Linked DNA regions of Homo sapiens: region 2 is linked to region 1. Evidence: read pairs that join two places in POLR2A ChIA-PET (ENCODE). Cell type or tissue: Panc1. All regions are shown on one strand. Links, peaks and the distances in the headings refer to the core of each region. The heading gives the core; the rest is flanking DNA.

What was found. ChIA-PET counts read pairs that join two places held together with the same protein. Peaks named below come from ENCODE experiments on the same cell type or tissue, not always from the same donor. Only the 100,000 strongest peaks of a DNase experiment are listed, where the experiment ranks them.
Region 2: POLR2A ChIA-PET joins it to region 1 with 8 read pairs; 5 of 35 experiments call an interaction of 5 or more read pairs at or near these places.

The regions. Positions count from the first base shown.
Region 1 is chr19:53,945,804-53,961,682 of GRCh38, reverse strand. No RefSeq gene overlaps it. Among named protein-coding and RNA genes, the nearest start is that of CACNG8, 9.2 kb to the left of the region's middle. RefSeq lists enhancers at 716-1,616, 3,827-4,361. In Panc1, for the core only: no CTCF peak of the experiment used is centred there; no DNase peak of the experiment used is centred there.
Region 2 is chr19:54,011,390-54,027,268 of GRCh38, reverse strand. It overlaps CACNG6 (calcium voltage-gated channel auxiliary subunit gamma 6), which reads right to left. Exons shown (of 4, transcript NM_145814.2): 4 at 14,603-15,318. The coding sequence ends at 15,080. Among named protein-coding and RNA genes, the nearest start is that of CACNG6, 28 kb to the right of the region's middle. RefSeq lists a silencer at 4,277-4,480 and an enhancer at 6,820-7,114. In Panc1, for the core only: no CTCF peak of the experiment used is centred there; a DNase peak (open chromatin) is centred at 6,958; H3K4me3 peaks cover 273 bases; H3K27ac peaks cover 2,500 bases.

The sequences.
Region 1 (15,879 bases), core at 7,336-9,835:
TCCCTGGGGAATTCTAATGCACCCAACATCAGACCCACTGGTTTGCAAGCTGCCCCCCCCCCGCCATCTCCAGCCCATTCCCTGTCACAGCCCCCACTGTCTCCCCACAAGCCACTCACTCCCCACCCCATACTATGCCTTTACTCCAGGAAAACCCCCACCCTCTCTTTTGCTTTAGAAGAGTTTTCTGAATCTTCCCACCCCGCCACCCCCCCCCCCACAACTTAAACGAACTCATATCATAACCATCGTTTTCTCCTCCATTAAGAAAAATTTCCTCCGTGAGTTCCACGGCATTTTCTACTCGCAAGAATGGCTTCCTCCAGACCCCAAATGTCTCTCCACTCAGGACCATTCCAATCTCTGCCCTGTACTCCCATAGCAGGGGGCACACTGTACCACCCACCCGCCCCTCTGCACTCACAGCAGCTCCCACTGCCTCCAAATCCCCTCCTCGTAGCCCTTCATCATCACACGGGATCTTCAGCACACTGTTTCCCCCAACTTGAGATCCCCCTAACTCACTTTGAAGCCCACTCTCTCTTCAATGTACCAGGAAGCATCCTCCCCAACTTCTCTCTCATCATATAGAATTCCCTTGACTCACTTCCTCTTGCTCCACCGCTATAGCTCCCAGGTTCTCCTCTGCCCCGGAAAATCCCCTCCGCAGGCCCCCACAGGCTTCCCTTCTTGGGAACGCCCCCCAGTACTCCCCTCTACGACTTCACCTGTACAGGAACACACACTGTAGCCCCTCATCTTCTTCCACATGCAGAAAGAGCCCCCCCAGTAGACTGTGTCCCTCTGAAAAATGTGATCCGCAAGACTACAACTCTCTTTTCAATTAGGAATACTTTCCCAGCCTGCACCCGCTGCCCCGTGGCTCCTTCATTTCTCTCTTCCACATTCTCCCCCGACCACCATGCCCCCAGCCCTGCCTGTCTCCCCCACCCCAACTGTCCTCTGGGGGATGTACTCCTTACTTGCTTCCACACTGCTTCTTCAACTTCTTCCCCCAAACCCACTATAGTTAAGAGCCTGGAAACCTTAGACGAAGAGGGGATTAAAAAAAAACAAAACAAAAACCAGAACCTAGGTCCCAGTACAGGGTGACCTTGGCCTCCTGATTGCTTGCCCGTCTCCACTGCCCCCCATCAGCTGGCCTCAGACTGGGGCTGCTCCGAGGAGGGGCTGTGGAAAAAGGTTGTCTATGGGGGGTGTCTCCATGGCAACTGGGCCTAGTGCCCCACACGTTGTGTTCCCTCCCCCACCTCAACTCCCGTCTGCCCACACACAGCCCTTCCTCAGGCCACAGTTCAGCAGCCCGCTGGACAGGGCAACCCCCAGCCTCCCGGCCTGGGCGCCGGCCCCTTCCTCTCTTTTCTGTCCGCATGCTGAGTTTCCTCTCTTCTTGATCTCTTGGCCTCTTCTCCCCGAATTGGTGCCCCTCACCACCAGCAGGGCCACCTACCCTGTCTTAACAGATATCTGCTCTCAGTGGGGTAAGCCTGTGACCCCAGGCCCCTAACAACCTGGGATAAGAGGGGAAGGGAAGAGGAGGGAAAGGAGGGAAATTCTCCTTCCGTCCAAAAAAAAAAAAAAAGATTCGAAGATCTTTTCATTTTGTCAATTTGGGGCACAATCTGGTTTTAGGGACTCTTAGTCCATCGTTCAGCAGCTGCCAGGGAGAAGAGAGCTGGGGACCCCCAATTCTAAAGCTTCCGGATATGAGGGGGTCACTCTCCTTTCTCCTTAGGAAGGGGACCAGCTCTTTTCTCCAGAATTCGGGGGGGGGGATCACAGAACATTAATTCTACCTCCACCCACCTCCGATTAATAAAAAGATCTGTCTCACCTCTGTTAATGATAGGTCAACTCTCCGATGCACGGAGGAGGGGACGTCGAGCCCCCCCTGTTGGCACCCCCCCCAGAAAAACCTTTTGGCTCCCAATTCTCGCTGCTTCCCCCTCCCCCAGCAGTGAGGGACCCAGGCGTCCGACCTGGTTCGGGGAGTGGAGATGAGGAGGCGTATGGGGAATGGGGGTGCTGAGGTCAGGCTGGGGCTGGGGGGCAGCTCTGAGCCTGGGCCCCAAGGGAGTGAGGGTCGGGATATATATATTAAAAAAAAAAGGTGAGGAGACAATTTGGTTCTCGTGTCGCTGGGTAAAGTGCGGAGCTGGAGGACGAGAGGGAGGGAGTAGGGAGGGAGGGGGAGGGGAGCTGCTGAGGGATGGGGAGCCTCGGAGAGGAGATGGATGGGGGAAGGGAAAGAGGGGGGCAGGGTCGAGTGGCAGAAGGAAGCCGGAGGAGAAGAGAGAGATCCAGAGAGGGAGGGAGAGAGACAGAGAGAGACGAGGAGAAACGGAAAGAGAGAGACCCAGAGACCGCGAAACAGAAATGGGGGAGGGAGAAATTTGGGGGAGGCAGCGGCTGGAAGCAGAAGGAAGTTGGAGAGATACACACAGAGAAATATCCAGAGAGAGAAGGGGACAGGGACAGAGACTCAAAGAGAGAAACGCAGGGGCTGGGGGGGAGGGGGTGGGGGAGGGCTGGGGTAAGTGTGTGTGTGGGGGGGGTCAGGATCTGGGAAACAGAAGGAAAGAAGAGAGAGGGAGAGAGTCATCCAGAGAGGAGGGAGGAGGGACAGATGGGGAGAGACAGACAGAAAGAGAGAGACTGAGAGGATGGGGGAGAGAGGGGGGAGAGGGAATGAAATGGAGAGCGGGTAGGGAGAGAAATTGGGGATGGGGGCAAGGTCTTGCTAGAGAGAAGGAAGCTTTAAAGAGAGAAGAAGATGCGGAGAGGGAGCGGGGGAGCAAGATAGTAAATGAAAGAAATGGAGGGTAGAAGGGCCTGGATGGCAGAAGGTACCTGGGGAAAGAAAGGCAAGTGCAGGAAAAGAGGGAGACCCAGAGAGAGACAGACGGAGAGGGACTGAGACAGGAAGAGAGAGAGATCCAGAGAAACAGAGGCAGACACAGAGACTGGGGATGCACCCGAAGGAAGCCCAGAAAAAATAACGGGAGAGGGGTGAGGCTGAGAAGCCCCGAGGAGGTCAGAGATGAAGGATACCCCTGCCCCCGCCCCCTCCCGCGTCCCCAGCCCCGGATCCCTGCCCCCTCCCCCATTCCAATGCCACCACCCCCACCCCCACTAGCCTCCATCTCTCTTCAGCATCGCTTGCCGCCGCCACCGCCTCTTCCTGTCGTCATAGCAACAGGATCCAGGCGCCCAGCCAAGGCTGGCAGCGGCGGCCGGAAATGAGGGGAGGGCCTTTTCAAAAGGACCCCAGGAATGCTCCCCTTTCCCAAAATCCAAGGGAAAGCGCAACTTCCCGGGGTCTTCCCACCGCTCCTCCTCCAAGTGGCGAGGGCAAAGATTCCCCCCCCACCACCCCAGATAAAACAATATTGAACTTACCACGTTAACAAGCCTTTTGACTTTCACCAACAATTTTTTCTTTTCTCTTCTCATCCCCCTCCCCTCCCCTAGTTCAAACCTGATGGGGAAGAAGGGGTAGAGTTAGATGCCCCCGAGATGGGGCTGGGGCTGGGAAGGAGAGTAGAATGCCAAAAGCTTGGGTGCAAATATGTCTTAAAGAAACTTGTCTGGGACTGGGTAGGGGTCTATGCAACAGTTTTGAGAAGCATGGATCTGTCCGTTCTAGAACTAGCTAGTAGGTTGGGGAAGTGGAACAATCGGAGGTGGAAAGTCTGAGATCAGAGTCTGAAAGTTCGGTCTTGGGTCCAAATTTCACGGATGCTCCCAAGGCTTCGTGTGACCTTGGACAAAACACTTCTTCTCCTCTATACTCAGTTGCTCTTGGTTATAAAGGGCACAGAAGCTGCCTCCAACCAAGTGAGAACGCGGATGGGAAGTGGGATTGCACGTGGCTCTAGGCAAGCCGTTTACTCAAGACCCGATCCTCGTAAAAATGTTATCAGAAACTAAGAACTAGTAGCCATGGCTGATTGAAGGCTGTTGGCATGCTTCGCTGTCTTACAGAAGTCCTACAGAATCTTTGCCGTGTGGGCACCAATGTTCCTACATTAACCATGAGTAACCTGAGGCTCTGAGACAATAGGGGTTATGGGGGTGGAGGGCGGCCAACAATAGGTGAAATTCATAGTCATTTAACCCAGCACACCTTTACTGCTCCCTCCTGGGGGCTGGCAGAAACAGGAATAACCTGTGTTCCCTAAATCTATTTACCTAGTGTTTGCTCCTGCTGGTTCCTTCCTTTGGAGGGGCGATATCTTTCAGTCCCCAGCATCTCACATTTCTACTGAAATTTCTTTAGGTCGTTTCACTTAATTCTCACCCCGCCCCATGGGAGAAAGTTTAGACATGCATTCCAACACTCCTGGTTTAGAAGCTAAGAAACACAGCCCCCAAGGGAAGGGGTCTGGAATTCATTCGTTTGAGGAAAGTTGATTATTTTCTGCTCTTTTGCTGGGGGATGCGGGGGGAGATACATCAGCAAACAATGATGATAACCAATATAAACTGGACATTTAGGCTGGGTGCAGTGTCTCATGCCTGTAACCCTAGCAATTTGGGAGGCCGAGGCGGGCGGATCACCTGAGGTCAGGAGTTTGAGACCAGCCTGACCAACATGGTGAAACCCCGTCTCTACTAAAAATACAAAATTAGCCGGGCATGGTGGTGCATGCTTGTAATCCCAGCTACTTGGGAGGCTGAGGCAGGAGAGTCACTGGAACCAGGGAGGTGGAGGCTGCAGTGAGCTGAGATCGAACCGTTGCACTCCAGCCTGGACAACAAGAGTGAAACTCCGTCTCGAAAAAAATAAAAATAAAAACAAACTGGGCATTTAATATTACAGACTCCAAGGAGCCTGAGGGTATTGGTTCCATCTTCAAAAGAAGTGGGTTCTGTTAGCAGCCTCCACTTTAAAGATGTGAAAACTGAGGTTGAGAGGTCAGTTGTATTGGAGGACATTCATCAGGACATCAAATTCCAGAGCCTGTGCTGATACAACTGCACTGGTGAGAACGACTATGAAGATAATTTTTTAAAGCCAGGGTTTCCCAATCTCAACGTTCTCAACATTTGGGCTGGATAATTTTGTGTGGTGGAGGCTGTCCTGTGCATTGTAGAATGCTGAGCAGTACTCCTCGCCTCTATCCACTAGATGCCAATAGCACCTCCAAATAGCACCCTAAAAATAGCATTTGGGGACAACCAAAAATGTCTCCAAACATTGCTCAATGTCCCTTGGGGAACAAAATCGCCCCTGTTGAGAACTATTAAATTATACGAACTAGCAACTGGGGGAAACCTCTTTATTTTATTTTAAATGAAAATATATTTCCTAGTCCAATCAATATAGGCTCATGGTTTAAAAAAAGAAAAGAAAAAAAATCAAATGGTACACAAGGGACTACAATAAAAATAATTTAGCCTGTTCCACCTCAAGTCCTTTTCCTTATTGGAAAAGTCTATTAACATTCTTGTTTTTGCTTTTGTTCTTGTTACTTGAGACGGAGTCTCACTCTGTCGCCAGGCTGGAGTGCAATGGCGCAATCTCGGCTCACTGCAACTTCTGCCTGCCGAGTTCAGGCCATTCTTGTGCCTCAGCCTCCCGAGTAGCTGGGATTACAGACATGCAGCAACATGCCCAGCTAATTTTTACATTTTTAGTAGAGATGGGGTTTCACCATGTTGGCCAGGATGGTGTTGATCTCCTGACCTCTTGATCTGCCTGCCTCGGCCTCCCAAAGTGCTGGGATTACAGGCATGAGCCACCACACCCGGCCGTCTATTAATATTCTTAGCTATTTCTTCTCTTACTTGCCTTGACATCCCTAAATAATGATTTTCTTTTGGAATCAAAATTATACATTATTTATAGATATTTTTTCTCTAATAGATAACAAATCAATTCATGCAGCCCTCACTTTTCCTTCCCTTCTTCCTCAAGTGTTAGTTCTTCTATTGGTAATTTTGTGACACTAAGTGATGCATGATTACATCATGATTTATTTCAACAACTAAAGAGTATATCTCTTTTTTTCACAGCTTTATTGAGATCGAATTCACATATCATGCAATTCACCCACTTAAAGTGTACAATTCAACGGCTTTTAATTGTACAGAGCTGTGCAATCATCAACTTCAGATCACTTTTAGAATATTTTCATTAGTCCAAGGAGATACTGTGTACTCCTTAGCCATCACCCCCAATCTAAGCACCCACTCCAGCCCTAGGCAATCACTAATGTACTTTCTGTCGGTATAGATTTTCCCATTCTAGACATTTCATAGAAATTGAATCATACAACGTATGGTTCTTTGTGTCTGGCTGCTTTCAGGCTAAGTAAGTAATGTCTTTAAGGTTCATCCATGTTGTAGCATGAGCCAGTGCTTCATTCCATTTTATGGCAGAATAACATTCCATGGTATAGCGGGAGATACCACATTTTATTTATTCATTCATGTATCAATGAACATTTGAGTTTCTTCCACATTTTGGTTATTACAAATAATGCTGCTGTGAACATTTGTGTGCACATTTTTGTGTAGACATATGTTTTCATATCTCTTGGGCACATACCTGGCAGTGAACTTGTAGAATGAGTTTAAGGAATGAGATAGCATCTCTTCACTTCATTTTGAAAGATGGGAGTATTACCAGGTGTGGTGGTCCACGCCTGTAATCCCAGCACTTTGGGAGGCCGAGGCGGGCAGATCACCTGAGGTCGTGATTTCGAGACCAGGCTGGCCAACATGGTGAAACCCCGTCTCTACTAAAAATACAAAAATTAGCTAGGCATGGTGGTGCACGCCTGTAATCCCAGCTACTTGGGAGGCTGAGGCAGGAGAATCGCTTGAACCTGGGAGGTGGAAGTTGCAGTGAGCCAAGATCGTGCCACTGTACTCCAGCCTGGACAACAAGAGTGAAACTCTGTCTCAAAAAAAAAAAAAGCCGGGCGCAGTGGCTCATGCCTGTAAACCCAGCACTTTGGGAGGCCAAGGCGGGCAGATCACGAGGTCAGGAGATCGAGACCATCCCGACTAACACGGTGAAACCCCGTCTCTATTAAAAATAAAAAATAAAAAAAATTAGCCGGGCGTGGTGGCAGGCGCCTGAAGTCCCAGCTACTCGGGAGGCTGAGGCAGGAGAATGGCGTGAACCCAGGAGGTGGAGCTTGCAGTGAGCTGAGATCATGCCACTGCACTCCAGCCTGGGCGACAGAGTGAGACTCTGTCTCAAAAAAAAAAGAAAGAAAGAAAGAAAGAAAGATAGATGGATGGGAGTATTGAACCCACTGATCACTCCTTCAGCTCATGGAAGGCCCCTTCAGAAGGGGTGTCACAGAAGAAGCAGGTTGTAGACTTTTATAAGATCTCATTTCTACATTTGCTCACATATTCATTTCACATTAGCCAAGGCCTCTGCTGGGCTTGACCCAGAGACCTAGAGCCTGCAGACTTAGAGATAGGTTTGCTAATCCCTTCCCTTGAGAAGGTCCTCGGTCCTCACTTCCAACTGTGATAGGCAGAATTTTAAAATAACCTCCAAGATTCCCACCGCCTGGTGTACACACCCAAGAGAATCTCCTTCCCTTGGGTGTGGACAAGAGCTGTCACTAGGAGGTGATGCAGTCCCCATGATTATGTGACATTATATGGCAAGGTATGGGATTTTGTAAATATAATTAAGGTCCCTAATCAGTTGACTTCATTAAAAAAGAAATTATCCGGCTGGGCGCAGTGGCTTACGTCTGTAATCCCAGCACTTTGGGAGGCTGAGGTGGGCGGATCACGAGGTCAGGAGATTGAGACCAACCTGGCTAACACGGTGAAACCCCGTCTCTACTAAAAATACAAAAAATTAGCCAGGCAAGGTAGCGGGTGCCTGAAGTCCCAGCTACTCGGGAGGCTGAGGCAGGAGAATGGCATGAACCCCGGGGGTGCGGAGCCTGCAGTGAGCCGAGATCGCGCCACTGCACTCCAACCTGGGCAACAGTGAGACTCCGTCTCAAAAAAAAAAAGAAAGAAAAGAAAAGAAATTATCCCAGGTGGGCCTGGCCTAATCAGGTGATCTCTTAGGAAAGGATCAAGACGTCAGAAATAACCAAAGCAAAGGAGTTGCTGAGAACCCTGAGGAAGCAAACTGTCTTGTCATGGCAAAGACCTGAGAGTGAGTGGCAACTGCTAACTAGAAAACAGAGACCTCAGCCAAACAACTACAAGGAAATGAATTCTGCTCAACCTGTGGGAGGTTGGAAGTAGTTCTCTCCCTAGCCAAATCCCCAGCAGAGGACACAGCCAGCCGGCATCTTAACTTCAGCCTTGTGAGACCCAGAGCTCACCAGGCGCAGTGGCTCACGCCTGTAATCCCAGCACTTTGGGAGGCCAAGGCAGGCGGATCACTTGAGGCCAGGGGTTCGAGACCAGCCTGGCCAACATAGTGAAACCCTGTCTCTACTAAAAATACAGGTGTGCTGCCGCACACCTGTAATCCCAGCTCCCTGGGAGGCTAAGGCAGAAGAATCACTTAAACCTGGGAGGCGGAGGTTGCAGTGAGCCAAGACTGTGCCACTATATTCCAGCCTGGGCAACAGCAAGACTCCGTCTCCCAAAAAATAATAATAACATAAAATTCTCGGCCGGGCGCGGTGGCTCATGCCTGTAATCCCAGCACTTTGGGAGGCTGAGGCAGGCGGATCACGAGGTCAGGAGATCGAGACCATCCTGGCTAACACGATGAACCCCCGTCTCTACTAAAAAATTCAAAAAAAAATAGCCGGGCGAGGTGGCGGGCGCCTGTAGTCCCAGCTACTCGGGAGGCTGAGGCAGAAGAATTGTGTGAACCCGGGAGGCGGAGCTTGCAGTGAGCCAAGATCACGCCACTGCACTCCAGCCTGGGCGACAGAGCAAGACTCCATCTCAAAAAAATAAAAAATAAAAAATAAAATAAAATAAAATTCTCCTATGTCTCCCTATTGCCCTTAGGAGTAAATCTAAGCTCCTCACCTATGTCCTTTTGCCAAGAGCACAAGTCTCATCGTATGCCGCCCCCATTGCTGCCTCCTGCAGACTGAAGGTGTCTTCCCTACCATTCCCAGCTCCTTCCTGTTCTGAGGGTTTCCTGGGTGGTTTTCTTCCGTGGAATCCCCTTCCATCTCAGCCATATGGCAAACCCTCTATCCACTCTTTTTTTCTTTCTGAGACAGGGTCTTGCTCTGTCACCCAGGCTGGAGTGCAGTGGTGGAATCTTGGTTCACTGCAGCCTTGACTTCCCAGGCTCAAGCCATCCTCCCACTTCTTCCTCCCCAGTAGCTGAGACCACAGGCAAGCACCACCACACCCGGCTATTTTTTTTTTTTTTTTTTTTTTTGTATTTTTGGTAGAGAAGGGGGTCTCGTCATGTTGCCCAGGCTGGTCTCAAACTCCTGAGCTCAAGCGATCCGCCCACCTCAGCCTCCCAAAATGCTGGGATTACAGAGCCACTGCACCTGGCACTATCCACTCTTGAGATTCAACTTACACGCTCCTTCCTCCAGGAAGCCTTCCCTGACCTCCCAAGCCTCCATCAGGGTCTACATCAGTGCTCCCACCAGGCCTGCACTGGCTCCTTAAAGCCACAGCAAGGCTATATTGTGATTGACATGTGGGTCGGTCTTCTCCGCACTGGTGCCGGAGCTGTTCAAGGACAGGCACGGGTCTGATTTACTTCCGTGTCCCCTAGATCCCAGCTCAGCCCTGATGGACAGGAGCCCTCGGGTCCAGGGATGATGAACAAATGAATGAATGAATGAACGAATGAATGAGAAAATGAATGAGTCAGGGAATGAGTGGATACATATTCTAGGGTCTCCACCCTCTACGCAGCCAGTTCCAACCTCTTGTCCCTATCCAACCCTTCTCCCTGCCTCACATCCTGAGTGTGTGGTTTTTCCCAGGTGCGCGAGTGTTTCTCATCAACAACAGCTGGGGCCTTTGTGTTTCCTCAAGAGGAACAGGGTGGTGGTGGCATGTCTTCCTGCTGTACCAGGAAGCGTCGATCAGCGTTTCTTAAACGTCCTCATTCAGGGTGAAGTGGAAATATTCCAACGCTGGGGAGCCAGGTGGCTGGAGTTCCAACTCCGGCTCTTCTTTGCCTCCCCAAGGAACCCGGATCCAAAGCTTGATTCTCACTGCAGCTTCCTTCTCTCATTCTCTCATCTGTAGAAGGGGAAGAGGGATACCGTTAGTGATCTCTCTCTTGTTGAGACTGTGATTCGAAATCACACATCCAAGGCATTCTGCCAGAGCTAATGGGATGTCACTGAAGCCCCTGATATTATGTACAGAATATTGTGAGTATAAGTATTTTTTTCCTGGGGGTCCGTAGCTTTTATCTGACTCTCCAAGAGGTCCCTAATCTCCTGCAGATTATCACAGCTGGCAGAGCGCCGTGGCTCATGCCTGTAATCCCAGCACTTCGGGAAGCTGAGGCGGGAGGATTGCTTGAGCCCAGCCTGGGCAACATAGGGAGGCCCCCGACTCTACAAAAAATATATATATTTTTTTGAGATGGAGTTTTGCTTTTATTGCCCAGGCTGGAGTACAGTAGCGCGATCTTGGCTCACTGCAACCTCCACCTCCCAGGTTCAAGTGAATCTCCTGCCTCAGTTTCCTGAGTAGCTGGGATTACAGGCGTCCGCCACCACATCCGGCTAATTTTTTGTATTTTTAGTAGAGATGGGGGTTTCACCATGTTGGCCAGGCTGGTCTTGAACTCCTGACCTCAGGTGATCCACCCGCCTTGGCCTCCCAAAGTGCTAGGATTACAGGGATGAGCCACCATGCCAGGCCAAAAAATAATTCTTAAAAAATGAACCAGGAGTGTAGTCCTAGCTCCTCAGGAAGCTGAGGTGGGAGGATGCCTTGAGCTCAGGAGGTTGAGGCTGCAGTGAGCCAAGGTCATGCCACTGCACTCCATCCAGCCCAAGCGACAGAGAAAGACCCTGTCTCAAAATAAAAATTAAAAAAAGAATCACAGCTTATGAATCAATTTAGGAAAAACTCATTTGTGTCCATAAAAATAAAGGTAAAAAAGAAAAAAAGAAATATATATATATATATATATATATATATATATATATATATATATATATATTTTTTTTTTTTTTTTTTTTTTTTAGACGGAGTCTTGCCCTGTTGCCCAGGCTGGAGTGCAATGGCGTGATCTTGGCTCACTGCAACCTCCGCCTCCCGGGTTCAAATGATTCTTCTGCCACAGCCTCCCGAGTAGCTGGGGTTACAGGTGCCCGCCACCACCCCCAGCTAATTTTTTTTGTATTTTTAGTAGAGACAGGGTTTCACCATGTTGGTCAGGCTGTTCTCGAACTCCTGACCTCATGATCCACCTGATTTGGCCTCCCAAAGTGCTGGGATTACAGGCGTAAGCCACTGCGCCCAGCCGCAAAAGAAATATCTTCATAAAGATATTTCTATTTATTGATTTCTAGATAAAAGTCTGGCACAGGCTTTCTCAATCACTGTCGCACCAGTCACATCGGAGACCAGATGATTCTTTGCCATGGGTGGCCTTCCTGCACATTTCAGGGTCTATTCCAGAACTTGCTAGGTTCCCGTAGCACCTCACTCCCCCCAGCCCTGAGTTGTGACATCCAAAAATATCTCTGGACAGCCGGGCGCGGTGGCTCACGCTTGTAATCCCAGCACTCTGGGAGGCCGAGGCAGGCGGATCACGAGGTCAGGAGATCGAGACCATCCTGGATAACATGGTGATACCCCGTCTCTACTAAAAATACAAAAAATTAGCCGGGCGTGGTGGCGGGCGCCTGTAGTCCCAGCTACTCGGGAGGCTGAGGCAGGAGAATGGCGTGAACCCGGGAGGCAGAGTTTGCAGTGAGCCGAGACTGAGCCACTGAACTCCAGCCTGGGCGACAGAGCAAGATTCCGTCTCAAAACAAAAAACAAACAAACAAAAAAAAGCAAAAACAAAAATATCTCTGGACATTGCCAAATGCAACCTGGGGGCAACATGACTTCCAGTTGAGAGCCACTGTCCTAAAGGAAGAAAGTGGGAACAGTCACTCTCTCTGGGAAATGAGGCTGGAATTGAGAAGAGTGAAGAGAAAGCTACTTTCTTTTTTCTTCTCTTTTTCTTTTTCTTTTTTTTTTTTTTTTTTTTTTTTTGAGACGGAGTTTCACTCTTGTTGCTGAGGCTGAATCTCGGCTCACTGTAACCTCTGCCTCCCGGGGTTCAAGCAATTCTCCTGCCTCAGCCTCCCAAGTAGCTGGGATCAGAGGCATGTGCCACCACGCCCGGCTAATTTTGTATTTTTAGTAGAGACTATGTCATGGGATTTCACTAGGTTGGCCAGGCTGGTCTCAAACTCCTTACCTCAAGTGATCCACCCGCCTTGGCCCCCCAAAGTGCTGGGATTACAGACGTGAGTCACCATGCCCAGCCAAAAGCTACTTTCTTTATACCCTTCTCTGATGCTGAAACTTTTAAATCATGACTGAGTATTACATTTCAGGGCCAGGCACGGTGCCTCACTCCTGTAACCCCAGCACTTTGGGAGGCCAAAGCGGGCAGATCACCTGAGGTCAGGGGTTTGAGACCAGCCTGGCCAACATGGTGAAACCCCATCTCTACTAAAAATACAAAAAATCAGCCGGGCGTGGTAGCACATGCCTGTAATCCCAGCTACTTGGGAAGCTGAGACAAGAGAATCACTTGAACCTGGGAGGCGGAGGTTGCAGTGAGCAGAGATCGTGCCATTGCACTCTAGCCTGGGTGACAAAAGTGAAACTCCGTCTCAAATAAATTAATCAATTTATTATAGAAATAGAAAAAAATTTAAAATAGAAAAAAATTAAAAATTAAGAATAATAAATAAATAAATAAATTCGTAATTAAAATGAGTTTATTGTTCACATAAATTACCTCTCTGCAATGGACCACTACATAGTCATTAGAGGAATTAGGTAAATCTTACTAACTCTGTGACATACAGCATTAGCATTGAAACCTTTGAATGCAGGATCCCTCCGTACACTTAACTGTAGAGAGCTGGTGGCTCACACTTGTAGTCCCAACACTTCGGGAGACCGAGGTGAGAGGATCATTTGAGGCCGTGAGTTTGAGACTCCATCTTTACAAAAAAAAATTAAAATACTAGCTGGGCATGGTGGTGCTCACCTGTAGTATTTGCTACTCAGGAGGCTGAGATGGGAGGATTGCTTGAACCTGGGAGTTCAAGGTTGCAATGAGCTATGATAACCCCACTGCACTTCAGCTTGGGCAACAGAGCAAGATCTTGTCTCTAAAAATAAAATTAAAAAAAAAGAAAATTGTAGGGGACCCCAAAGAGCTTTTCAAATTTGTGCTATGTCTATCGATATTTTGCATATTTGCAATTCAAACTGAGAAGAAAATCTAAAATATGTATTTAAGTAAAATAATCAGCTTATTGTATATTTACATAAGCAACTTACTTTAATAAAAATAACTAGTTTCCAAAATTAAAAAATTATATAATGGTATTGGTTTATATTTTTTAAAATAGATTTAACGTTTGACTCAACAGAAGAAAGTCAGTCTCATATCTGCTTCTGTGTTCAGTCGTGTTCTTACTTCCTGTGAAGCCTCCAGACTCTATACACTCATGAGAGAATAAGAATGAAAAAAAGGAAAATATCTTAGTATTACGATAAAAATGCCTTTGACCTTGTGGACTTCCTAAATGAGTCTCAGGGATGTTCCAGCTCCCCAGGACACATTTTGAAAAGCACTGGTATGTGGTATTGTCCTGTAAACCAGTGTGGTCTAAGGGGGGCAGTATAGGGTAGGGTGGAAGCATTTAGCTAGACCCTGATGCAGGCTTGGGAGCTCAGGGAAGGCTTCCTGGTGGAAGGAGCATGTAAGTTGAATCTCAAGAGTGGACAGAACCCGGTGTGGTGGCTGATGCCGGCAATCTCAGCACTTCGGGAGGCTCAGGTCAGCGGATTGCTTGAGCTCAGGAGTTTGAGACCAGCCTGGGCAACATGATGAGACCCCTTCTCTACCAAAAATACAAAAAAAAAAAAAAAAATAGCCAGGTCTGGTGGTGCTTGCCTGTGGTCTCAGCTACCGGGGAGGCTGAGGTGGGAGGATGGCTTGAGCCTGGGAAGTCAAGGCTGCAGTGAACCAAGATTGTGCCACTGCACTCCAGCCTGGGTGACAGAGCAAGACCCTGTCTCAGAAAGAAAAAAAGAGTGGATAGAGGTTTTGCCATATGGCTGAGAGATGGAAGGGGATTCCTCGGAAGGAAACCCTCAGAACAGCAAGGAGCTGGGAATGGTAGGGAAGACAACTTCAGTCTGCAGGAGGCAGCAGTGGGGACGGCATATGTTGAGACTTGTGCTCTTGGCAAAAGGACATAGGTGAGGAGCTTAGATTTACTTCTAAGGGCAATAGGGAGATATAGGTCATTGATAAACAGATGGAACCAGGTGGCTTCAATATACACAGAGGGCCAGGCATGGTGGCCCACACCTGTAATTCCAGCACATTGGGAGGCCAAGGAGGGCAGATCACCTGAGGTCAGGAGTTTGAGACCAGCCTGGCCAACATGGCGAAACCCTGTCTCTACTAAAAATACAAAATTAGCTGGGAGTGGTGGCGTGTACCTGTAATCCCAGCTACTCTGGGGGCTGAGGCAGGAGAATCGCTTGAACCCAGGACTTGGAGGTTTCAGTGAGCCGAGATCATGCCACTGCTCTCCAGCCTGGGCAACAGAGCGAGATTCGTTTAAAAAAAAAAAGCCGGGCACAGTAGCTCACGCCTGTAATCCCAGCACTTTGGGAGGCCGAGGCAGGTGGATTGCCTGAGCTCAGGAGTTCACAGCCAGCCTGGGCAACACGGTGAAACCCCGCCTCTACTAAAATACAAAAAATTAGCCAGGCGTGGCGGTGTGTGCCTGTAGTCCTAGGTATTCGGGAGGCTGAGGCAGGAGAATTGCTTGAACCCAGAAGGCAGAGGTTGCAGTGAGTCAAGATGGCACCACTGCACTCCAGCCTGGACAACAGAGCAAGACTCCATCTCAAAAAAAAAAAAAAAAAAAAAAAATATATATATATATAGAGAGAGAGAGAGAGAGAGATAAATAGATGGAACCAGGTGGCTTCAATATACACAGAGGGCCAGGCATGGTGGCCCACAACTGTAATTCCAACACTTTGGGAGGCCAAGGAGGGCAGTATATATACACACACACACACACAAAGGTATACAGCTTAGCGGATAAGTATTGTCGACACAAGAGACTCCCAGGATTCAAATTTTAGCTTGACCGCTTACTAGCTGTGTGACCAGGAGAAAGCTAATTACCCTCTCTGTGTCTCAGGATCTCATTTATAAAGTGAGAATGATACTAAGAGTACTAAACCTCCTGAGGTTACAGAATGTAAAAGGCTTAGGACTGAAACACAAAGTGGCTGGCATGTAAGCACTCAATAAATTACGCAATTAATTTATGCAAACAATTGTTATTAAGCAGCCTTGGAAAACAGTAGAGTTATATAACATACTAAATGAGCCCCATGCATTCTCATTTGAAACTGGAAGGCCCAGAACTATGTGCATTACATGATAAATGTATAAAATAAAAATATGTATACCACATACTCATCTGTATGTGGATTTAAACACATGCATATATGCTTGAATATGCATAGAGTATTCCTGAAATTATACATTGAAAACTAATAATGCCTCAGGAAGAGGAGGATTTCAGAATGTTAGGACATCCTGACTTACTTTGGATAAATAAAGGTGGAACTTTTCACAGCATTTCTTTAAAACAAATCAAAAAACTCACCAATCTCGAACTGTGGGATTACATTCCATTTTCA
Region 2 (15,879 bases), core at 6,020-8,519, 67 kb before region 1:
GACAAGAGCAAGACTCTGTCTCAAATAAATAAATAAAAAGTTAATTTTTTGGAAAGGATGAGATAAAAAGCAGACGAAGGGCATAGAAAGGCCCTTCCAACGCGGCCCTCTCCAACATGAGGAAGCCTCCCACGAGATTTCCACTCACATCTCAAGAAACACAATTGCATCCAGCCCCTTCCTTAAATAACCACTAGCAGTGGGCGTGAGTTTACCTAACTGGGCTAAAGGTGTTTAAACTTCAGTGTGCATCAGAATCACCTGGAGGACTTGTCAAACCATAGGTTGGAGAGGAGGAGAAAGGAAAAGCTCACCTTCAGAGTTTCTGACTGATTCAGTAGGTCTGGGGTGGGGCTCAAGAATTTGCCTTTCTGACGAGCTCCCAGGTGATGCTGACGCTGCTGGTTCAGGGACCACACTTTCACAACCAGCACGTCACTAAGCCTTAGACTAATCAAGATTCATGCCTGAAACTAGAAAAGGGCCAAGTCTCCAAGGAACAAGGGTGGCCAACTGACACCTGAACAAAATCAGGGTTCTCGGCTGGGTGCGGTGGCTCAGGCCTGTAATCCCAGCACTTTGGGAGGCTGAGGTGGGCGAATCACGAGGTCAGGAGTTTGAGACCAGCCTGACCAACATGGTGAAACCCCGTCTCTACTAAAAATTCAAAAATTAGCTGGGTGTGGTGGCGAGCACCTGTAATCCAGCTACTGGGGAGGCTGAGGCAGGAGAATCACTTGAATCTGGGAGGTGGAGTTTGCAGTGAGCTGAGATTGCACCACTGCACTCTAGCCTGGGCGACAGAGCAAGACTGCATCTCAAGAAACAAAAACAAAAACAAAATCAGGATTCTCTTAGCAGAGAAGATTTTGGATTTTGAGAAACACCTGTCCCTTATATCGTACGATGACTTTTCTCTTATTTTTTCTGATCTTAATATAATTATATCAGCTTCCTGGAGAAGTTCCTCCACCACATTTTCTTACTTGTTCATTTTTCTTCAGCTGTATCAATTCTGCCTTTTTTTTTTTTTTTTTTAAAGAGACACGGTCTCACCATGTTGCCCAGACTGGTCTCGAACTCCTGGTCTCAAGTGATCATCCCACCTCAGCCTCTCAAAGTGCTGGGATTACAGGCGTGAGCCACGGCACCCACCCTACTGCCTATTCTGTTAGAGGATAATGTTATATATTTTTTACCATCATGTATTTTTATACTTTTTATTTCCATAAGCCTCTTGCTTTATGGAAAATTGTTCTTGTTTCATATTGCTAATATGTGTCCTTTTTTAGTATGTTTCTTTTTTTTTCTTTTTATTTTTTGAGACAGGGTCTTGCACTGTCACACAGACTGGAGTGCAGTGGCACAATCATAGCTCACTGCAGCCTTGACCTCCCAGGCTCAAGCAATCCTCCTGCCTCAGCCTCCCAAGTAGCTGGGGCCACAGGTGTGCACCACCACACTGGGCTAATTTTTTTTTTTTTTTTTTTGTAGAGATGGGAATCTCACTATGTTGCCCAGGCTGGCTTTGTTAAGAAGTACATTTCTTATGCTAATTATAAATTCTTGATCTATCTGACACCTCCTCCCCCGAAAAAAACACTCTCATTGCTTCACCACACCAAGCAACTGACAAAGCTTTATATTCAAGTCCTCAGGGAGAACATCCAGTTTTAAAACACAGCTGCAAGTTGTTAGACATTCTCTCTTCTTTTTTTTTTTTTTTTTTTGAGATGGAGTTTCGCTCTTGTTGTCCAAGCTAGAGTGCAATGGCACGATCTCAGCTCACTGCAACCTCCACCTCCCAGGTTCAGGCAATTCTCCTGCCTCAGCCTCCAGAGTAGCTGGGATTACAGGCACCCGCCACCATGCCTGGCTAATTTTGTGTGTGTGTGTGTGTGTGTGTGTGTGTGTGTGTGTGTGTGTGTGTGTATTTTTAGTAGAAACGGGGTTTCACCATGTTAGCCAGGCTGGTCTCAAACTCCTGACCTCAGGTAATCCACCTGCCTCGGCCTCCCAAAGTGCTGGGATTACAGGCATGAGCCACCGCGCCCAGCTGACATTCTCCCTTCTACAGGTGCAGTCTATAGCTCCTTGCTCTGAAATATTGGTGAGTCCCTGACTGCTTCGGCTGATAGAGTCAGAATAGACACCGTCTCTACATTTAACAAATAAACTAAAAATTATCCAGGCATGGTGGCATATGCCTGTAGTTCCAACTATTTGGGAGGCTGAGGCAGGAGGATCTCTTGAGTCCAGGAGGTCAAGGCTGCAGTGAGCTATAATTACACCACTGCACTCCAGCCTAGAGGCAACTTCTGAGTCTAGATCATAAAAGGTGATTCACCTTCTGCCTTGTTTGCTGAACCAAACGTCATGCAGGAAGTCTGCCTGTCCTGAGACCACCATGCTGTGAGGAAGCCCAAGTCACACAGAGAGGCCACGTGTGGGCACTCGGGTCAGCTGTCCTCCAGCTGCGCACAACCGTGGAGTCATCCAGCCCAGACACCGGACGTATGAGTGAAGACGCTCCCAGATCTTCCAGATAATTCCGGCACCCTCCATTCCAGTCTTTGCAGCTGAGGCTGCAGATAAAACCACCCTTGCTGTACTCTGTCCAAATTCTTGACTGCTAGAATCTACGAGTATAAATAAACTATAGCCGGGCGTGGTGGCTCACACCTGTAATCCCAGCACTTTGGGAGGCTGAGGCAGGCGGGTCACCTAAGGTCAGGAATTCAAGACCAGCCTGGCCAACGTGGTGAAACCCCGTCTCTACTAAAAATACAAAAATTAGCTGGGCGTGGTGGCTCGTACCTGTAATCCCAGCTAGCAGGGAGGCTGAGGCAGGGGAATCCCGCTTGAACCCGGGAGATGGAGGCTGCAGTGAGCCAAGATCGCACCACTGCACTCCAGCCTGGACGACAGAGCGAGACTCTGCCTCATAAAAGGAAGGAAGGAAGGAAGGAAGGAAGGAAAGAAGGAAGGAAGGAAGGAAGGAAGGATGGATGGATAAATAGCAGTTGTTTTTTGCCACGAAGTTTGGGGTGACTGGGTGTAAGTCAGCAGGTAACCAGAACAGAGAAGCTGCCCTGAGAGAGGGCAATTGTCCTAATTTAAAGGGATGACGCCTTTCGTTCCGTGGCCCCAGCTCTAGGTCCAAGTTGTTGCTGTCATTTTCGCCGCTAGGTGGCGGCTCATGACTGTTTCCAGCCAACGGCGGGGCAGCAAGAGGGGATGTCAATTTCTCTCCCAGCCTCGCCAGCTGATGGGGCCTTCAGCCTGGTGCCTAGTACATCAGTTAAGCACGGTGATTATTATTTCCTTGCAGAAACCCAACCTCACCCTACCTCTCCGCACGCTCATACCCTCGTTTCCAGCCTCAAGCCTTTTGCTGGAGTCCATGAAGCCCCGCAGAGAGGCTGCAGACACGGGGGCGCCTTAGCCCAGTTCCAGAGACCCTAGTTCAGCCTGCAGCTTGAGAAGGAAGTGGGGAGCTGGGGAGGCCACGCTCCCTCCGCTCCGGTCTTCTACCCCAGGGCTGGTCTTTCGCTGACGCTTCAGGAAATGAAACGCAGTACATTGCAACATCATGCACTGTTTCCCCCCCTACAATATGAAATTTAATTTTTTTAAGCATTACTGATTTATTTTTTAGGGCAAATAAAAATTGTATGTACTTATGGTGTACAACATGATGTGCTGAAATAGTATACGTTGTGAAAAGGCTAAATTGAGCTAATTTACATGTGCATTGCCTCACATTTATCATTTTTGTGTGTGTGGTAAGAACACTTACAATCTACTCTCTTAGGAAGGCTCAAGAACACAGCACATCCGTGTTAACTAAAGCCCCTCTGTTGCAGCATCATCCTCTTAAAGCCCATCCCCTCCTGGGCTTCCCTCACTGTGAGTCTGCAGCTGACACCACAAAAATTCAGGCCATCAAGTTCTAACTCATAAAATAGAATTACCATGGGATCCAGCAATTCCATTTCTGGGGAGATACCCAAAAGAATTCCAAGCAGGATCTTGAAGAGATATGTATGTATGTATGTATGTATTTTTTGAGACGGAGTCTCACTCTGTCAGCCAGGCTGGAATGCAGTGGTGCGATCTCAGCTCACTGCAACCTCTGCCTCCTGGGTTTAAGTGATTCTGCTGCCTCAGTCTCCCGAGTAGCTGGGACTACAGGCACCTAACACCATGCCCAGCTAATTTTTGTATTTTTAGTAGAGATGGGGTTTTGCCATGTTGACCCGGGTGGTCTTGAACTCCTGACCTCAGGTGATCCACCCTCCTCGGCTTCCCAAGCCAAGGATTACAGGCATGAGTCACTGCCCCCAGCCTATCTGTGTATTTATTTTTGAGACAGGGTCTCTCTCTCTGTTGCCTGGTGAGTAATACAGTAGTGTGATCTTGGCTTACTTATTGCAGCCTCGACCTCCTGGGCTCGAGCGACCTTCTCACTTCAGCCTCCTGAATAGTTGGGACTACAGGCATGCACCACCAAGCCCAGCTACTTTTAATTTTAATTTTATTTTATTTTACTTTTGTAGAGACAGGGTTTCACCATGTTGCCTAGGCTAGTCTTGAACTCCTGGGCCCAAGTGATCCACCCTCCTTGGCCTCCCGAAGTACTGGGATTACAGGCGTGAGCCACCACGCTCGGCCGGAAGAGATAATTTATACGTTGATGTTCTTAACAGCATTATTCACAAAAACCAAGAAATGGAAGCAATGTAAGTGCCATCAATGAATGAATGTGTAAAGAAAGTGTGGGATCTACATAAATGGACAAGCATTCAGCCTCTGAAAGGAAGGAGATGCTGACATGTACCTGTGGGAGGCCAACACTTGTTACCAAGAGACCTGATCAGTGAAGAACCTTGAACAGCCACCCCGGAATGACTTCTGGTTTGGGGCTTTCAAAGAGTGGGTGACAGTGTGGCCCTTGCCTTCATCAGCCTTGAATCCGCGAGGAGCTGAGCACGGGATCGTGGTCTGAGAATCAGGGGAAAGACTCCTGGGCAGCTTCCCTGTTCTGAGCAAGCTACTCCCCTTCCCTGGAACTGTCTTATGTATCCAGTGATTTCACAAATATTTGTCGAGCACGTACTATGGACCAGGCATTTTGAAAAGACTGTTACTGTTGGCTGGGTGCGGCGGCTCATGCCTGCAATCCCAGCACTTTGGGAGACCGAGGCTGGCGGATCATGAGGTCAGGACTTCCAGACCAGCCTGACCAACATGGTGAAACCCCATCTCCACTAAAAATACAAAAATTAGCTGGGCGTGGTGGTGGACGCGTGTAGTCCCAGCTACTTGGGAGGCTGAGGCACGAGAATCACTTGAACCCGGGAGGCAGAGGTTGCAGTGAGTTGAGGTCACACCACTGCACTCCAGCCTGGGCGACAGAGCAAGACTCCATCTGAAAGAAAAAAACAACAAACTGTAGATTGTAACAAGAGACATGCTAGAAATCAAGAGGGATGCACTATAACACAATGAGTGTATGGGAGGTGGGTCTTTCCTTTGCAAAGTGGGTAAGGGAAGACTTGGATGAAAATATGTTGAAGCTGAGAATTAAAAACAGTGTAAGTATCCAGCCATGAGAAATGCAAAGAGAATGACACTTCAGGCAGAAGGCACAGCGCAGGCAAAGGCCCTGGGGCAGGAGCAAGCCTGGCCAGTACTAGTTCCAAGAATGGACACAGGCCAGCGTGGCTGAGGCAAAGTGAGCCGGCTAGAGCACAGCAGGAGAAGGGAGGTGCTAAGCCCGGATCATGCAGAACTTTGCAAGTTGTGATAAGAAGTTTGAATGTGGGGCCGGGTGCAGTGGCTCACGCCTGTTACCCCAGCACTTTGGGAGGCCAAGGCGGGGCAGATCACGAGGTCAGGAAATCAAGACCATCCTGGCTAACACGGTGAAACCCCGTCTCTACCAAAAATACAAAAAATTAGCCAGGTGTGGTGGTGGACGCCTGTAGTCCCAGCTACTTGGGAGGCTGAGGCAGGAGAATGGCGTGAACCCGGGAGGCGGAGCTTGCAGTGAGCTGAGATCGCACCACTGCACTCCAGCTTGGGCGACAGAGCGAGACTCCGTCTCAAAAAAAAAAAAAGAAGTTTGAATGTAGCTGGGCCCAGTGGCTCATGCCTGTCATCCCAGCACTTTGGGAGGCCGAGGCAGGAGACCAGCCTGACCAACATAGAGAAACCTCATCTCTACTAAAAATACAAAGTTAGCCGGGCGTGGTGGCGCATGCCTGTAATCCCAGTTACTTGGGAGGCTGAGGCAGCAGAATCGCTTGAACCTGAGAGGGGGGGTGCAGTGAGCCAAGCTCGTGCCATTGCATTCCAGGCTGGGCAACAAGAGCGAAAATCTGTCTCAAAAAATAAAAGAAGTTTGAGTGTGTGTGTGTGCGTGTGGTTTTTTTTGTTTGTTTTGTTTTGTTTTGTTTGAGACTGAGTCTCACTCTATTGCCCAGGCTAGAGTGCGGTAGCATAATCTCAGCTCACTGCAACCCCCGCCTCCTGGGTTCAAGCGATTCTCCAGCCTCAGCCTCCAGATAGCTGTGATTACAGCCATGCACCACCAGGCCCAGCTAATTTTTGTATTTTTAATAGAGACGGGGTTTCACCATGTTGGCCAGGCTGGTCTCGAACTGCTGACCCCAAGTGATCCACCCGCCTCGGCCTCCCAAAGTGCTGGGATAATAGGGGTGAGCCACCGCGCCTGGCCTAGAAGTTTGAATTTTTGTCCAAACGGAAAAGGAAGTGGAAGGTGGAAAATGCCTTCGTAACACTGATAAGGCAGGCAAGCAAATGATTAAGCCCTCCCTATCTTGTGGCTTTGCAAGCCTCGCATTTCAGCACTCTTGTTTGTCCTTGCACGGGAAATGAGTAGGCAGTGAATAATTTTTAGGTTGATATTGTCAGATTCCGTGCAGTTCCCCCGCTCTGTCCACAGACCTCACAAGGATTGTGTCACATCAGTTAAGGGCAGCAGGAGGGGCGGGGCTGGGAACAGGGTGGGTCTTCAGCCTTGCTGGCACCCTCTGGTCTGACTCAGCCCTTCTCACCTGATCACAATAGCGTCCTAAACCATCTCCCTGCTTCTACCTTCATTTCCCGCCTTGACCATCTGCTCTCAACGTAGCAGACAGAGGGATTCTTTTAAAATAGAATTGCTAGACTTGGGACATTAAAATACAGGATGCCCAGTTAAATTTAAAGTTTTAGATAAACAAAAAAATTTTGAATGTAAGTATATCTCATGCAGTTTGGGGGCTGTACTTAGACTTAAACATTTTATTTGTTGTTTATCTGAGTTTTGAAATCAACTGGGCATCCTACATTGAATCTGGCAACCCTATTTCAGTTTAATTTTTATTTTATGTATTTTTTTTGAGGCAGGGTCTGTTGCCCAGGCTGGAATGCAGGGACACGATCATGGCTCACTGCAGCCTCCAGGCTCAAGTCATCCCCCCACCTCAGCCTCCTGAGTAGCTGGGACTACAGGTGTGCACCACGATGCCTGGCTAAACTACATGACACATATATCCTCTCACCGCAGTTAAAATGGCTTTTATAGGCCTAATCCAGCACTTTGGGAGGCCGAGGCGGGCGGGTCACCTGAGGTCAGGAGTTCAAGACCAGCCTGGCCAACATGGCAAAACCCCGTCTTTACTAAAAATACAAAAATTAGCTGGGCGTGGTGGTGGGTGCCTGTAATCACAGCTACTCAGGAGGCTGAGGCAGGAGAATCGCTTGAACCAGGGGGAAAGGGGTTGCAGTGAGCCAAGATCACGCCACTGCACTCCAACCTGGGCGACAGAGAGAGACCCTGTCTCAAAAGAAAAAAAAAAAGTGATTGTGGCAAAGAAGGGCTTTTCTCAAAGACATTGCTTCATCTGTAACCACAAGCCTCATTTCTTTACTGTACTCCACCCTTTGGTGGAGTAACTTATCAACATGGGCTCAGTTTTGAAGAACTGATTACCTAAACAAAAAAGATATTTAGTTACCTTGCCTAACAGGAAGATTTTGTGCAAAAACTCATGCATGTTGCTAAGAACCAAGCCCTTTCTGTTTTACCACTCATGTCTTCAATGTTTGGCCTGTTGCCTCCTGGTCACCCATGACCCGGGGCAGCTCCACACATTGTGTCCTGTCCAGACCATGCTCAAGGGTGAGGCAACAGCTCAACAACTCCCTTCTCCCCTTCTATCTTCCTTGTTTTTTTTTTTTTTTGGAGACGGAGTCTCGCTCTGTTGCCCAGGCTGGAGTGCAGTGGCGTGATCTTGGAGGCAACCTCCGCCTCCAAGGTTCAAGCGATTCTCCTGCCTCAGCCTTCCGAGTAGCTGAAATTACAGGCACCTACCACCATGCCCAGCTAATTTTTGTATTTTTAGCAGAGATGGGGTTTCACCATATTGGCCAGGCTGGTCTTGAACTCCTGACCTCGTGATCTGCCCACCTCAGCCTCCCAAAGTGCTGGGGCTACAGGCGTGAGCCACCGCGCCTGGCCTCCTTCTAGCTTCTTATCAGGGAGTGATACCCATTTCAGAACCTCCTCATGCTCACTTCTCTTTATTTCATAGTGGTCGTAAACTATTCTTTACCCATGCCTGGACTTTATTTTTGTGGTAAAATCTTACCGTTACTTAAAGCAAGATTTTACCATTCTAACTATTTAAAAAATGTACTATACTTACTGATACTAAGTACATAAGTACCTCCAAAATGTTGTGCAAGCATTGCCACTATCTAGTGTCAGGAAAAAAAATTTTTTTTTTTTTTGAGACGGAGTCTTGCACTGTTGCCCAGACTGGAGTGAAGTGGTGTGATCTTGGCTCACTGCAACCTCCACCTCCTGGGTTCGTGCCATTCTCCTGCCTCAGCCTCCCGAGCAGCTGGGACTACAGGTGCCCATCACCACGCCCAGCTAATTTTTTGTACTTTTTTTAAGTAGAGACGGGGTTTCACCATGTTAGCCAGGATGGTCTCGATCTCCTGACCTCATGATCTGCCCACCTCAGCCTCCCAAAGTGCTGGGATTACAGGCGTGAACCACCGCGCCTGGCCTTTTTTTTTTTTCTTTTTTTTCAAGACAGGGTCTCACTCTGTCTTCCAGGCTGGATTGCAAGGGTGCAATCACAGCTCACTGCAGCCTTGACCTTCTGGGCTCAAGTGATCTTCCCACCTCAGCCTCCCGAGTAGCTGGGACCGCAGGCATGCACCGCCATGCCTGGCTAATTTTTGTATTTTTTTTTTATAGGGAACTGGCTTTCACCATGTTGCCCAGGCTGTTCTTGAACTCCTGAGCTCAAGCGATCTGCCTAACTTGGCCTCCCAAAGTGCTGGGATTAAAGGTGTGAGCCCCAGCACCTGGCCTAGCATCAGAAACTTTTAATCACCCCGAAAGAAAATCTCTCAGATGAGGCATTTAACAAATGTTAGCTATTGTTATTATCAGTAGTAATAGTAATAGGAGAAGGAGGAAGAGGAAGAAGAAAAGGAAGAAAGAAGTAAAAGGAGGAGGAGGGAGGGATGAGAGGGAAAGGGAAAAAAGACGAGGAAAAGATGAGAAGGGAGGGGAGAAAAAGAGAGAGACAGAGAGAGAGAGAGAGAGAGAGATGAGAGATGGGCTGTGTCCAGAGGCTCTGGGGTGCAGGGATGAGAAATTCTTCAGAAGTTGATGATCTGGGCACCCTTGTCATCTCCTATCTTGCTTCCTAGGCTCAGCCCTGCCCACATTCCTTCTGCTAGGAAACCACCCAGGGACTTGCTCCTTTCTGCCCTAACACCACTGTTGCCAGGCAACCTTCTAGTACTTCTCCAGCTGTCATCCTTCATGAAGCATTGGGCCTCTTTCCAATTCCGGCTAAAGTCAGAACCCTCAGAAGAGAAATTGAGGAAGGAGAGATTTCATGAGAGGTTATAAAATTAAAATAGGCTGGACGCGATGGCTCATGTCTGTAATTGCAGCACTTCGGGAGGTTGAGGTGGGCAGATCGCTTGAGCTCAGGAGTTCAAGACCAGCTTGGGCAACATGGTGAAATCTCATCTCTTTAAAAAAAAAATTTAAATTGGCCTGGTGTGGTGGCATGCACCTGCAGTTCCGGCTATTCAGCAGGCTGAGGTGGGAGGATCACTTGAGCCTGGGAGGTCAAGGCTGCAGTGAGCTGTGATCACGCCACGGCACTCCAGCCTGGGTGAAAGAGAGAGACCCTGTCTCAAAAAAATTAATTTAATTAAAATAGCTACTGTTGGAACACTCATACATAGCACTGTGCATCAGCAGCAGCAGCAGCTAATTTATTTTATTTTATTTTATTTATTTTATTTTATTTTGAGACAGGGTCTCACTCTGTCACCCAGGCTGGAGTGCAGTGGCATGATCTCGGCTCACTGAAACTCCATCTCCTGGGTTCAAGTGATTCTCCTGCCTCAGCCTCCTCAGTAACTGGGACTACAGACACTTACCACCATACCCAGCTAGTTATTTTGTATTTTTTGTAGAGATGATGGCCCGGCCGCCTCTGAGACCTTCTAATCTCCTTTAGTTCAAATGCTCCACCTGACAAACGTCATCCTTACTTCGGGGGTATTGTTTTCTGAGCCCCAACAATACATTGTTTCATAGGATGATGTGATTCCAGTCATTTGTCTTTGTGAGGTCTGTAATTCCTTCTCCCACTTCTGATCAATCTATGTTATATCTCTGCCTTCCCCTCCCTCCAGTCTCTCCCCACCCAGAGCTGAAGCCTGAACTGGCCGTGGGGGAACCACTCGGAGTGTGGTCAGGGAGGGTTTGGGGGAAAATTGCCATCTCCCTTTTCTCTTGAGTCTCTGGCTTTGAACCTTCCCTGCCCTGACCCCGGGTAAGAAAGAGTTTTCAGAATGATGACCCCACTGGACAAAGAGCCATTCCCACCAGGTGCGGTGGTTCATGTACCTGGGAGGCCGAGGCAGGAGAATCATACGAGCCTTGGTGTTTGAGACCAGCCTGGGCAACACAGTGAGACCCCATCTCTATTTATTTATCTTTTTTTTAATGAAGAGTGGCCAGGCACGGTAGCTCATGCCTGTAATCCCAGCATTTTGGGAGGCCAGGGCGAGTGGGTCACTTGAGACCAGAAGTGCAAGACCAATGTAGGCAACAGTGGGAGATCCCCATCTCTACAAAAAATACAAAAACTTAGCTGGCTGTGGCTGTGTGTGCCTGTAGTCCCAGGGATTTGGGGGACTGAAGCACGAGAATCGCTTGAACCTGGAAAGTCGAGGCTGCAGTGAGCCATGATTGTGCCATTGCACTCCAGCCTGGGGGACAGAGTGAGACTCCATCTTGAAAAGAAAGAAAGAAAGAGAGAAAGAAAGAAAGAGAGAGAGAAAGAGAGAAAGAGAAAGAGAAAGAAACAAAGAAAGAAAGAAAGAAGAAAAAAGAAAGAAAGAAAGAAAAAGGAAGAAAGGAAGGGAGGGAGGGAGGAAGAGAGAGAGGCCAGACGCAGTGGCTCGCGCCTGTAATTCCAGCAGTTTGGGAGACTGAGGCGGGTGGATCATGAGGTCAGGAGATCGAGACCATCCTGGCTAACAAGGTGAAACCCCGTCTGTACTAAAAAAAAATACAAAAAAATTAGCCAGGCTTGGTGGCGGGCGCCTGTAGTCCCAGCTACTCGGGAGGCTGAGGCAGGAGAATGGCGTGAACCTGGGAGGTGGAGCTTGCAGTGAGCCGAGATTGCACCACCGAGCTCCAGCCTGGGTGACAGAGCGAGACTTCGGCTCAAAAAAAAAAAAAGAAAAAGAAAGAAGGAAAGAAAGAAAGAGAGAGAGAGAGAGAAGAAAGAAAGAAAGAGGAAGAAAGAAAAGAAGGAAGGAAGGAAGGAAGGAAGGAAGGAAGGAAGGAAGGAAGGAAGGAAGGAAGGAAGGAAGGGCCATTCCCCCAAGACCAACTATCTCCGCCACCCCCATGGCAGATGTCTCTTGAGGCTTCCCTGACCTGGCTGGGCACAAAGTCAAACAACAAAAAAAAAATTGTGGACTCTCTTGTCTCCTAGCACTTAACTTGGTTTATAATTGCACGCTCATTACTTCAGTGATGTGATTAGTATCTGTTTCCATCAGCAGGCTGTCAGCTCGTCGTCGGGGGTCCCTGTTTACTCTGTAAGTGCCACTTGAGAAAAACTAACAGCAAAGGCAGATCGAGTTGCGACCACGTGCCAGGCGGTCTCCTGGGAGCTTTGCAGGGCTCATGATGGCGTTTACTCCCGACGGTGACTCCTGGGAGTAGGTACAGGATTGAGCTCACGCACCGTCTTTAGGGATGAAGGAACGAAGACAGAGAGAGGTGAAGCTGTTGCCCCAGCCATAGGTCGGGGAGCTGGGCTTTCACACCAGCCTGGCTCCCAGGTGCCCAGGCACTGCGGGGCACTTCTGCTTGTTGAATGGAAGAATGCAGAATTAGAAACAAAAATCGCATGGTCAGCTGGGCGCGGTGGCTCACGCCTGTAACCCCAGCACTTTGGGAGGCGGAGGTGGGACGATCACTTGAGGTCAGGCGTTCAAGACCAGCCAGGCCAACGTGGTGACACCCCATCTGTGCTAAAAATACAAAAATTAGCTGGGTCTGGTGGCGCACACCTGTAATCCCAGGTACTGGGGTGGCTGAGGCACAAGAATTGCTTGAACCCGGGAGGCGGAGGTTGCCGTGAGCCGAGATCGCACCACTGCCCTCCAGCCTGGGCGACAGAGTGAGACTGCAAAATAAAAATAAAAATAAAATCACATGATCATCTCAATAGATGCAGAAAAAGCATTTTGATATGGGAGGGGGGCAGAGAACTGCTGGGTAGAGAAGGGCAGGGTCTCTGGCAAGGGCTCTACCCTAGGGCCTGTGCCCATGGACCTAAATTAGAACAGGCATTTCCGAAGGTGCTGGGATTACAGATGTGAGCCACCACACCCAGCTAATTTTTGTATGTTTTGTTGTTGTTGATTTGTTTTGTTTGTTTGTTTGTTTTTAGTAGAGACAGGGTTTCACCATGTTGGCCAGGCAGATCTCGAACTCCTGACCTCAGGTGATCCACCCGCCTCGACCTCCCAAGGTGCTGGAGTTACAGGCATGAGCCGTCGCGTGGGGCCAAGACTCACCCTTTTCTTAACACCTGGCAACCACTAGTCTGTCTTCCGGGTCTGCAATTTAGTGACTTCAAGAATAAGAAACCTTGTTTCAACCCCTTGACCTGATGCCAGTGTGTCTCTGCTCAGCAAGCTCCCATGGCTCCTCAGTACCCTCAGGGTAAAGGCCAAGCTGTTCTGTTGAGCATCTGAGTCTCTCCACCTTGTTCATAAGACAGCCCACCCCAACCCTCTCACGTTTCCTGTGTCTCACTCTGAACACCAGCGTTCACATTTCCTCACTCACAGGTTCATCATGTTTTTCCTCTTGTTTCTGTCCAGGCTCTCCCACCCAGCTGGAACGCCCGTGACGTTCTCCACTTTCTCTGATTCTTACTCACCTTGAAGACTCAAGTTCGTCATCTTCTTCGGAAGGCTTTCCTGAACCAATCCCCCTTCCCCCCACCTTTTTGATTTTTTTTTTTTTTTTTTTTTTTTTTGAGACGGAGTCTTGCTCTGTCACCCAGGCTGGAGTGCAGTGGCGAGATCCCGGCTCACTGCAACCTCCAACTCCCAGGTTCAAGCAATTCTCCTGACTCAGCCTCCCGAGTAGCTGGGATTACAGGTGCCTGCCACCACACCCAGCTAATTTTTGTATTTTTAGTAGAGACGGGGGTTCACCGTGTTGGCCAGGCTGGTCTTGAACTCCTGACCTCAGGTGATCCACCCGCCTTGGCATCCCAAAGTGCTGGGATTACAGGCGTGAGCCGCCACACCCGACCAGAAAACACAATTTAGAATATATACACTGTTAATGGTTGAATGTTCTCCCCTACAAAATGTATATATATATATATATGTTGGACCCTAACCCCCAGTACCTAAGAATGTGACCTCATTTGGAGATACGGTCTTTACAGAGATAATCAAGTTAAAATAAGGTCATTGGGGGTAAATCCTAATCACGTATGACAGGAGTCATGTGTAAAGGGGAAATCTGGGTGGGGTACGGTGGCTCACGCCTGTAATCCCAGCACTTTGGGAGGCTGAGACAGGTGGATCACTTGAGATCAGGAGTTCGAGACCAGCCTGGTTAACATGGTAAAACCCCGTCTCTTCTAAAAAAAAAAAAAAAATACAAAAATTAGCTGGGCATGGTGGCTCGTGCCTGTAAACGCAGCTACTTGCGAGGCTGAGGCAGGAGAATCACTTGAGCCCAGGAGGCGGAGGTTGCGGTGAGCCAAGATTGCAGCACTACACTCCAGCCTGGGAGACAGAGCAAGACTCCGTCTCAAAATAAAAATAAAAATAAAAAATATATTGTGTTTTCCACACTCTCAACCATTGTGTATGGGTTCGTTTTCATGTGACTTCTGGGCTTAAAAGTGTTTCTGGAGGGTATGTTTCTGGAGGGAATATGGGGTCACTTTTCTTTACCCCAGAATGCACGATCACATCACAAATAGACTCCAAAGCAAAGTTGTTAAATTTCCAAACCTTTAATCCCAAATCAGATCACAGCGAGGCCAGACCCTTCGCTATCTCCCCCAACCGCACCCGGAGCTGCAGATGAGTTGTAAAAAGTCTCTCCCGGCAAGTGAATCGATCCAGACCTGGGAAATGAAGGGGCCCCCAACTCCCACCCAAGACCCCCTGACCTCATCCCCCAACCCCACACCCCAGCTACCCCATCAGGTCCCCGCCAGTCTTCTCTGGGGACCCTCGTTTGCAAAGAGCCTCTTCCCATCCCACCCCCAAGCAACCCACATACAGCCACAGAGAAAAACGTATTTACAGAGGGAGAAAGGATAAGGGGACAGGAGGCAGGCGTGTAAAAAAACATGGGCCCCCGAGCAGGGAGAACACAGTTTCTCTAGGAGATGGGGCAAAAAGATCTTGGGGGTACAATGGAGAAGGTCAAAGGGCTCGGTGGTTGCTTAGAGAAGTCTCACGCGTGGCTCTAGGTGGCCCGGTGCCCCCGCTTGGGACAGAGGGACCCCCAGGGCCAGGAAGGCAGTGTGAGCAGCAGAAAGCAGCCGGCCCCCAACAGCAGGATCAGGCCGGCCCCCACGCCGCAGCCCAGGGACCAGGAGTACTCGTAGGTGAGGCGTGGGGCCGGGGGAGGCTCCGGGCTGACTCTCTGCAGCAGGGCCCTCACGGAATGCCGGAACACCTCCAGGCTCACCAAGAGCAGCAGGCCTGCGGGAGAGAGGACAGCTCGCAGTCAGACGCCCGCGACCCCAGCTGTGTCTGAACATCTCCGCCATCCGCTCCCAGCCCTCCCGCCCACCCTGGCACCTTCCCACGCGTGCACTCAACAAATACTTACTAAACACCTACTATATAGCAGGCAGCATTTGGGAAGCTGGAGATAAAGAAAAAAAAAAACAAGACACAAAGTCATAGAGACAGAAAGTAGAAGGATGGTTGCCGAGGGCCGGAGGGAAGAGGAAAAAGGGGAGTTGGTGTTTAACAGGTATAGAATTTCAGCTGGGGAAGACGCAAATCGTTCTGAAGGTGGATGGGGGTGATAGTTGCATAACAATGTGAACGGAATTGATGCCACAGAACCGTACGCTGGAAAATGATTAAAAGGCGGATATAGAATCACAGCTAGACGGGAGAAACGCGTTCTGGTGTTCGCAGCACTGTAGGGTGAATATGGTTCCTTAGTTTTTTGTTTTTGTTTTGTTTTGTTTTTTTTTTTTTTTTTTTTTTTGAGACGGAGTCTTGCTCTGTCACCCAGGCTGGAGTGCAGTG